2 separate regions of the Homo sapiens genome follow, and region 1 is linked to region 2. A link is a contact called in ENCODE Hi-C or POLR2A ChIA-PET data. All regions are on one chromosome and are shown on one strand. Each heading gives the region's core, a stretch centred on a gene start or an enhancer-like site at or near the end of the contact. The rest is flanking DNA. Distances are from core to core; before and after follow the strand shown. Region 1 holds the start of MSH3 (mutS homolog 3). Region 2 holds the start of HOMER1 (homer scaffold protein 1).

The links. Hi-C counts contacts between places; a loop is a spot of excess contacts on that map. ChIA-PET counts read pairs that join two places held with the same protein, here RNA polymerase II (POLR2A). Pooled maps may share reads with other maps.
Region 1: a loop to region 2 is called in a map of CD8-positive, alpha-beta T cell, with 22 times the contacts of the local background. The contact joins the promoter of MSH3 here to the promoter of HOMER1 in region 2. A Hi-C loop is called at or near these places in 6 of 168 maps with a recorded cell type or tissue (CD4-positive, alpha-beta T cell, CD8-positive, alpha-beta T cell, ascending aorta and 1 more), 3 of 37 single-sample maps with no recorded cell type and 19 of 50 pooled maps. POLR2A ChIA-PET finds 5 or more read pairs at or near these places in 1 of 52 experiments (activated CD4-positive, alpha-beta T cell).

The regions. Positions count from the first base shown.
Region 1 is chr5:80,652,445-80,657,118 of GRCh38, reverse strand. MSH3 (mutS homolog 3) reads right to left here and starts at 2,467. Exons shown (of 24, transcript NM_002439.5): 1 at 2,155-2,467; 2 at 588-708. The coding sequence starts at 2,391. DHFR (dihydrofolate reductase) reads left to right here and starts at 2,136. Exons shown (of 6, transcript NM_000791.4): 1 at 2,136-2,715; 2 at 3,062-3,111. The coding sequence starts at 2,630. RefSeq lists an enhancer at 1,846-2,614 and a silencer at 2,032-2,641.
Region 2 is chr5:79,511,768-79,516,729 of GRCh38, reverse strand. HOMER1 (homer scaffold protein 1) reads left to right here and starts at 2,596. Exons shown (of 9, transcript NM_004272.5): 1 at 2,596-3,960. The coding sequence starts at 3,956. RefSeq lists enhancers at 1,874-2,063, 1,772-2,319 and a silencer at 2,314-3,023.

The sequences.
Region 1 (4,674 bases), core at 1,218-3,717, 1.1 Mb before region 2:
AGAGCAGCTCTAAGCAAAAAAAAGCGGGGAGAGTAGATCTGCAGGTCCTGATACTGAAAATTGTTCAAAATTTTCTATTAAGTAGAAAAAGATAGTAGCAAATTAGTATAGAATATAATATAATCTGTAAAATATATTTAAACTAATTTTTGAGCTTATGACTATGCACATATACACATGTACAAATTTTTAAAATCTGGAAGTATATACAGAACACCAATAGCAGTGGGCCTCACTCAAAGGGAGGGATTATGGGGTCTATCACTGCCTACCTTCCACATTTCTGTACTGTTTGAAATTTCTGTAGCAAGAATGTTTTAATTTTATAACCAGGACAAAAATAGCTAGAAGGAATAAAGGAGAAAGTTGGGAGAACTACAGCTAAATTGCAGAATTGTAGCTCTACCATCCCCTTAACCTCCTATACACATCACCATCACCTATAGGGGGCCACTCTGCTCAGGAACAAAAGGGACCTTTCTCCACAAAGAAAAAAGACACAATTCTAATACGCTCTTCTGCCCTCTGGAGAATTCCAGAATACCAGAGCCATGACTGAGGAGAAAAAAGAATCCCCCACAACTCACCAGAGTTGCCAGACATTCCCAGATCACTTCCTCCTTCCTTTTGTTGGACTTTCTTTACTTTCTTTTTAACAGGCCCATCATTTTCCAATGGTCTCTTCTTTCTTCTGTCAATTTCTGTAGCCTATATCGGGAAGGTTAGAAAATGATGTGTTATCTCTACTCTGAGAAGGCCTGACGTATGTGAAGCAATTTAAACCTTACAACTGAATGACAAGGTTCCTTGCCATCCACTCTTCAAAGAATCCTCTACTTTTAGCTCTGGAAAACCCTATGGGTGAACTGTTTTTAACACCATAAAAGACAAGGTAGAGTCTGATAGTCAGGAGCCTCAGCAACTCAAGCCGTGTTTAGAATTAATTGAAACCAAGGCTGCTACCGGTCTTGATTCAATGAGCCTTCAGCTTTCTCTAATTATAAAACTTGAATCACCCTACTTACATATGCTAAATAAAATACCTCTAAGAAATAAACAGTTATGTAGCAAAGGCACAGAGGGGAAAAGATAGGTAATAAAAGAACAGTATCATTTTTGACATGTTCACTGCAATTTAAGTGTTTCCTGTTTAAAAGGTTTATGTTCATCACTAAAGATGTGACAAGATTATGAATTTTTTCTTGGCAGAAAACTTGCCAAAAGCATACATAAGTCCTTCACCAGCTACCCTTTAAATGGTGGGTGCAAAATTTTGGTGAATTCATGAAAACGTAGCTCGTCCTCAAAAAAAACAGAAGAGGAGTAATCATTTTAAGGGAGAAATATATACGAAAGGAACAAGATTTTGAAGCACCCAAGCTGCCACCTACATTAAAACACGGTAGGTGGCTAAACACCAGTCTTCAATGCCCTTCCACAGCCTCAATCTGAAAAATACTGTGCAGGTGACCCAAGTGAGGGGTCACCCTTGGGCTTTTCCTGTGGCAGTATCTCTGGTTTAAAAACAAACAAACGTACTTATTGCGTTGAAGGATGGCAACAGGAAGGACTCCATGATTAGTCACATCTATACCATCCTAAGAAACTTTATCCACCCAAACTGTATTTCAGACTTTATAATCTAAACTACAAAAAGAGTTCACTGGGGAACTGCACAATATGACTGCTTTTAACCGTAGTGATTTCAAATATTGAGCCATGCTGTTGCAGTCTTAAAAACTGGAGACCTAAGGGCAGCTTTCTTCTAGTCACCCAATCCAGCACTTTTTTAAAAAATCAGTAAAACTCTTCGACCACCAAGGAAAAAAAAAAAGGATGGAGGTTAAAAGACGCACCCCTTGCCCACAAGCCCCCTCATCAGAATGGGAGTCAGGAGACCTGAGTTCCTGTCTCAGGCCTGCCATTAAAAACCTGCATAACCTTTGCCTATCTCCTCAAACGGAAGTACTAAAACCTCAGCGCTTCACCCAATTTGTAGCCCCGGCTGGGCTCTTCCCACCTTCCCCTTCTTCAGCCCGCCCCTTCCTCCTCCAGCCCTATCATCGGGCGGAGGGTCCCCGCCTCCGCCCGCCTTACCCACAAGCCCCGCCCCCCCAGCCCCGATGGCCCTGCCCAGTCCCAGACAGAACCTACTATGTGCGGCGGCAGCTGGGGCGGGAAGGCGGGAGCTGGGGGCGCTGGGGGCGCTGCGGCCGCTGCGGCCGCTGCAGCCGCTGCAGCGCCAGGGTCCACCTGGTCGGCTGCACCTGTGGAGGAGGAGGTGGATTTCAGGCTTCCCGTAGACTGGAAGAATCGGCTCAAAACCGCTTGCCTCGCAGGGGCTGAGCTGGAGGCAGCGAGGCCGCCCGACGCAGGCTTCCGGCGAGACATGGCAGGGCAAGGATGGCAGCCCGGCGGCAGGGCCTGGCGAGGAGCGCGAGCCCGCGGCCGCAGTTCCCAGGCGTCTGCGGGCGCGAGCACGCCGCGACCCTGCGTGCGCCGGGGCGGGGGGGCGGGGCCTCGCCTGCACAAATGGGGACGAGGGGGGCGGGGCGGCCACAATTTCGCGCCAAACTTGACCGCGCGTTCTGCTGTAACGAGCGGGCTCGGAGGTCCTCCCGCTGCTGTCATGGTTGGTTCGCTAAACTGCATCGTCGCTGTGTCCCAGAACATGGGCATCGGCAAGAACGGGGACCTGCCCTGGCCACCGCTCAGGTATCTGCCGGGCCGGGGCGATGGGACCCAAACGGGCGCAGGCTGCCCACGGTCGGGGTGGCCGACTCCCGGCGAGAGGATGGGGCCAGACTTGCGGTCTGCGCTGGCAGGAAGGGTGGGCCCGACTGGATTCCCCTTTTCTGCTGCGCGGGAGGCCCAGTTGCTGATTTCTGCCCGGATTCTGCTGCCCGGTGAGGTCTTTGCCCTGCGGCGCCCTCGCCCAGGGCAAAGTCCCAGCCCTGGAGAAAACACCTCACCCCTACCCACAGCGCTCCGTTTGTCAGGTGCCTTAGAGCTCGAGCCCAAGGGATAATGTTTCGAGTAACGCTGTTTCTCTAACTTGTAGGAATGAATTCAGATATTTCCAGAGAATGACCACAACCTCTTCAGTAGAAGGTAATGTGGGATTAAGTAGGGTCTTGCTTGATGAAGTTTACCAGTGCAAATGTTAGTTAAATGGAAAGTTTTCCGTGTTAATCTGGGACCTTTTCTCTTATTATGGATCTGTATGATCTGTATGCAGTTCCCAAGGTTCATTTACCATTATTAAAAAATTTTTGTCTTAGAAATTTTATGTATGTCAACGCACGAGCAAATTATCAGGCATGGGGCAGAATTGGCAGCTGGGTGGAGGCTTCGGTGGAGGTGAGCACTCCGAAAGGAAAACAGAGTAGGCCTTTGGAACAGCTGCTGGAAGAGATAAGGCCTGAACAAGGGCAGTGGAGAAGAGAGGGTAAAAATTTTTTAAGGTTACATGACCCTGGATTTTGGAGATCTCGAATTTAAAGGTGATGCACCAGGGATGAACGCTCAGATTTTCAGTTTGAAAGCTGGCGTGACATGTAAAGGAGTGGAGAATAATGTACCATTGTAATGATGAGGCGCCTCTAGGACATCTAGGATAATTTCAGGCGTGGGGATCTAGGTGAATTGAACTGTTGGAGGGAAGGGAATAACCAAGGAAAAGAATGTGGGGGTTGAGAGATGCCCCGTTTAAAACCTAAGAGACCTGGATATTTATGGTTGTAAGAGGAGGCATGGCAGAGGAAATGGAAACAGTAAGAAAGGAGCAGATGCTGCATCTCTTTAATGGGACAGATACAAGGCATTTGGGTTTGACACTTAGGTCACTGGTAGAGATGATGACAAGAGCCCGTAGCTAAAGAATTGATAAAAGCCAGTCTCAAAAATCCCAATATAGTCTGGTAATGTTAATGTTTCTTTGGTTCAGATAGCTGACTCTCAAAGTTATTTTCCTAAGAAACTGAACCAAAAGTGGACGCTATATGTAAAAAGTTTTTATAGAAGTGTTATAAGAGTAGGATAGAGACATAATTAAACATGTTTTAAGGTAATTGAGTGGAACATTAAGCACCTATTTTTAAAAGTATGATTTAATATCAATCTACAAAGTACACAAATATAATACAATTGTATCAGACAGTTGTGACAGCACTGATTAGAGGCTGAACATTATTCTAAGTCTTTAATTCCCACAACAACCCTAGAAGCAGGAACTATTGTTATCTCTATTTTATAGATAAAGTAAACCACAAGGGGTTAACACGTTTTGTCTTGTGGGTGACAAAATGCATTCAACTTGAGCACTTTGACTCAGAATCTTTTTTTTTTTTTTTTTTAAGAGGGAGTCTTGCTCTGTCGCCCAGGCTGGAGTGCAGTGGCGCGATCTCCGCTCACTGCAAGCTCCGCCTCCCGGGTTCACACCATTCTTCTGCCTCAGCCTCCTGAGTAGCTGGGACTACAGACGCCTGCCACCACACCTGGCTAATTTTTTGTATTTTTAGTAGAGACGGGGTTTCACCGTGTTAGCCAGGATGGTCTCGATCTCCTGACCTCGTGATCTGCCCATCTTGGCCTCCCCAGAATCTTTACTATGTCATACACAATTGCAAATGATTAAAACTAAATATTGGATATAAATTGGATAATGCCAAAGGG
Region 2 (4,962 bases), core at 1,347-3,846:
GGCGCAGTGTCTCAAGTCTGTAATTCCAACACTTTGGGAGGCCGAGGTGGGCGGATCACTTGAGGTCAGGAGTTTGAGACCAGCCTGGCCAACATGGTGAAACTCCGTCTCTATTAAAAATACAAAAATTAGCCGGGCGTGGTGGCAAGTGCCTGTAGTCCCAGCTACTCAGGAGACTGAAACAGGAGAATCACTTGAACCTGGGAGGTGGAGGGTGCAGTGAGCCAATATCGTGCCACTGCACTCCAGCCTAGACAGCAGAGCGAGACTCCGCCTCAAAAAACAAAACAAAACAAAACAACGTAAAAAACTAGGGTGAGCGCTGTGGGTAATGCCTGTAATCCCAGCACACTGGGAGGCCGAGGCGGGTGGATCACCTGAGGCCAGGAGTTCGAGACCAGCCTGGCCAACACGGCGAAAACCCATCTCTATTAAAAATACAAACATTAGCCAGGCGTGGCGGCGCGCGCCTACAATCCCAACTACTTAGGAGGCCGAGGCACGTGAATTGCTTGAACCTGGGAGGCAGAGGTTGCAGTGAGCCGAGATCGCGCCACTGCACTCCAGCCTGGGCAACAGAGCGAGACTCAGTCTCAAAAAAAAGACTTAATATTTCAAACTTCAAGCAAGATCATAATTTTATAATGTGAAGATGACCAGAGTGTTTGAATCAGTTACAAATGGGTCTTTTTTGTTGTTGGTGGTGTTCTTTAATCTTGGACTCCTAACTTGAGCAAGAAAATGTAAATACAGAAAGCTGCAAAACCAATGTTCCTTAATTAGGAACCATGTGAGTAGTTTAACATTACAAACAGTTTCTAAAAGTCACACGTGGTATACATTCTAACGAGTTTTAGCTTCTTTTATTTAAACTGCGTTGATATTGATCTATAACTTTCCTAATAATCACTTCATAGGTTGGTAATCCTATGTTTTGGATTTTCCAGGTCACTTCAGATTCAAATATTTTTTCCTAACGTCAAATGGTGTGTCTAGATTTTGGTCTGGAAAACAGGGTCACTAAATTTGTAGACTAACTTGAAACAGTATTGGCCTTTGGCAATACGCAGCAATTCTATTTCTTGGCCATGCTTATCAAGTTAAGTAAAATAAAATCAAAGTTCACTATATGATTTACCTAATTAAAAAATTGTTTTAACCTAATTACTTTAAAATAATTTAAAAACTCTGTAGTAATTTACAATGTAAAAAGCACTCATAATATGGTGTTTATAGACACACATAGCTAGTAAACCTATAGACAGCTACTCACCCTTGCCATACAGAAAATGCAAAACACACTTAAGAGATATTGTAATTACATATTATGTGGTCAAAACTAAAGAAGACGAAAATATGCTTGTGTTAATGAAAAAGGATTTGGTGCTCTTTCTTATTTTTAATTTTTAAATTTTAATTTAAATTCCACAGACTGAAACCCATATACTTTTTCTCTTTCTTGTTTTACTGGCTGGAGCCAAGTGTCATGGAACTCATATTCTTGATGAAGAGAAACTGAGAGGACACACTGGCATTTGCTATACGTGAACTAAGATTGACTCATTTTCCTATGTCAAAACTGCTATTTTGCAAATAAAATTACTATCCTTTATAACATTATTTCGTTTGCTTATTGCTCTGCTCTTTATTCTTTCGTGTTTCAGGTAACCACTAACAAAAAGTTTAAAAGTCGACTATGTCCAGAATGGCACTCTATAATTGAAAATTTAGGTGATTTTTCCGAAGTCCTGTTGGAAGCACATCTACCAGCAGTGTGATCAGGCTCTCCCTCCCACATTTCCCTGCTAGTCAGGACAAGAGAAGCCCGGGGGTGCTGCTGCAATAGCGGTGGGAGTGGGAGATAGGCTATTACCCGCTTGACACTGCACTTTTGCTACGAATGATTCACTCAGGTTTGGCACATTTGTTGCAAGGAAATCTCCTCCTCCCGCCGCTTCCTTGTTCGAGCTCCTCTCGGGCTGTCTCCTGTGCTTTGGCCTTTAAGGAGAAGTGAGAGCAGGTGGGCACACAGGAGCTCGCCGAGTCCTCCTCCCCCTGCTCCTTCCCTAATTTAGCAGTACTTCCGGCCGCGTGACATCATCCCCCGCACCTCGGTGACGTGAGCTGCGGGTGACGTGTGTGCGGAGAGAAGCGCGCTGACGTTGCTATTTAAAGGTCCTCCTGCGGGGAGGATGGAGACACAGCGCGAGCACCTGGTGTGGGGCGCGGAGGAGGCTGTGGCGGTCGGGAGCGGGGCCAAGAGCCAGAGGAGGAGCAGAGCGCACGGCCAGCCAGCCGCCAGCCTCTAGGGGAGGGGGGAAAAGAAGGACGAACGGACTGAGGGCCTGCCGCCGGCCCAGCTCCCCACGAGGGCCGCTCGGCCCCCCACCATCAGCCTCTCCGCCGCCTTGCGGCTGCTGCTTTCTCCCGCGGCCCGCTGCTCGCAAGGCCCGTCGGGCTCCCGGGACCAGTCCGCGCCCCAGCCCCCGGCCGCGGCTCCGCGGCGGCCACCGCCTCCCGTCCCTTCCCGCGAGCAGAGGGAGGGACCGCCCTCGCTCCCCGTTCTCTCCGCCCCCTTCCCGCCCCCCGCAGCCCACTCTGCCGCCGCGCTAGCTTCACGCCGGCGGCGCTGACCGGGAAAGCAGCACCCTCTTCTCTGCCAGCCGGCCGGCCGGCGGAGGCGGAGGCAGCGGCAGGCTTCAGGCCGCCGGGGCTGGCGCTGCTCTGCCCGGCGGTAGCCGGAGGCGGGCGCTGATGGAAGTGTGAAGAGGCGGCGGCGGGGCCCGGGGAATGTGAGGCGGCGCGTGGCGGCGGCGCGGAGCGTGAGAGACGAGGAGTAGGGGTGGGGGCGCTGGAGCGGCGGCTGCGCTTCGGCTTCGAGCCCAGCTCTCCTGGCCCCAACGCGGGCTTAGCCTCCCGCCTTGGCTCGGGCAGGCGCCCGTCGACCCTTCGGCCCCTTTCGCCCGCCCTGGAGCTGGGGGCAGGGTGCCAGTGGAAGCGTGGGGCTTGGCTCTGTGATTCATTCATTCTCCGCCGACGGGAGCCTCAGACCCGCTGTGCTCTGAAGAGAGGAGGGAAGAGGGGGCAGCCGCGAATGAAGGGCCGGGCACCAGCCGGGCTCCATTGTGCTCGGCGGCGGGGGGCGGGAAGGGGCTGAGGGAGGTGGGATCGGGTCCCCTCCTCCAGCTCTCCGGCGTGCGCTGCGCCCCCAGCCTGCTGCCAGCCTGGAAATGGCTCCGTTTATTCTCTTCGGGAGAATGAATCGATCCTGCCTAGCCTTCTCTTCGTCCTCCCCACCTCTTCTCTGCTCCGAGTCTTAGGAGGAGAAACATTTAAAAAGACAGATTCCAATGTGGAGTGCCGTGCAGGTTGCGAGCTGCCGGGTTTGCACTTCGAGGAGATTTTCCTGTGTAGTTTTTTTCCTAATGTGAGCGCAGGGAAGCCGTGGCATTACTGCTTTTGGGATTTTTATTCACGTGCACGTCGCGTTTGGTTGCTCGCTCCACCCCCGGAGACCTGGTGTGGTGGAGAAATTTGAACCCGCAGCCTTAGCTCCGAAAAGGCCGAGTTACCTGGCTCTCCCTGAGTGTCGAGGAGGACATGAGTGAAATGACCAGCGAACTCATTTTTTATAGGACTCGGTGAAGCCGGATTCTGCATTTCCCTACTTGTAGACTCATTTTGTGGAATAGAGTTGATCGCTGTCTCCTCCGCAAAGCATTTTAACTCGAATAAGCAAATGCCGCCTCTGTTTGAACGTTTTGGTATTTACAAGAGAGAAATCATTTTACCTAAGAGAACTAATTGAATTGGCAGCATCCTTGAAATACCTCCGGACAAGGATCTGGGGGTGGGGGTGGAAAAGCAACTGCGAAATAGCAGACGGAGAAATTCCTTTGGAAGTTATTCCGTAGCATAAGAGCTGAAACTTCAGAGCAAGTTTTCATTGGGCAAAATGGGGTAAGGATTTTTGTGCTTAACACAGCTTCGAATCTGTTTATGTATGTGTATTATTGAGCGGTGGTGGTGATTGTGTTTTGTGTTTTCAAACAAACTTGCCACCTTGCTAAGCTGGTCATACTTTAAAGAAATAGGCATGCTAACCTTTTAGGTTATTTTTGCATTTTTGTAGAGCGGTACCAGAGGTCATAATTTAAAAACACATATATCGTTTGTAACTTGAATATGGATTTGTGAGTAATGTTTACAAAGACAACGCATTCTACACTTTACTGGTCAGACTGCTGCATCAGTTTGTAATCAAAATCACATTATTTTAGCTTTTGCTGACGGTTATCTTTCAAAGAGAAGTACTGCATTCTCTCAGTACTTTTAGATAATCAGTTGCACAAAGGAACGATTTTAATGAGTGGTTAGACAACAGTCCTTGAAAGTGATCCAGAGTAAATTGTTGCCCTCACCGTGCCCTCTGTCTTGTCCTTGAATATTCAAAGCTAAAATGTATAGAATTGATTTACTGGGGCGTTAAAACGAAAATCTGAAATTCAGTCTTACTGATGCGGTCACCACGGTACGGGTGCATTTCGTAGGAAAAAGCTTTTTGTTTAAGGAACTTGTTCACTCCTTTTGTTTTTCGCTTTTAAGCTCAGCCCTTCAGTTTGAGTTAACAGTATCAGATCTACACCTTCCTTCGGACCCAGAGCCAACTGAGAGTGCATTTTCCAGTCTTTTATTAACTCTTCACACTGTGGGTTGATGAAATGCTAGTGACACTTCCTAATTTAAGCTGGAAACCCATAATATATTAATGGAGCAATCTGATTTCATTGACAGGTTGTCACTGCTTTTTGGCAGAAGAACTTCCAGAATTTTCTCTTTTTGTGTGTGTGTGGTTGAACAAACACATCTGAAGTGTAGTTGAGGGGCATGTTTTAAAGAATGGACTCTGCAATTCATCGTGATGGTTTAGGTGTGTACACACGCTTGAAACTTTCTGAGGAA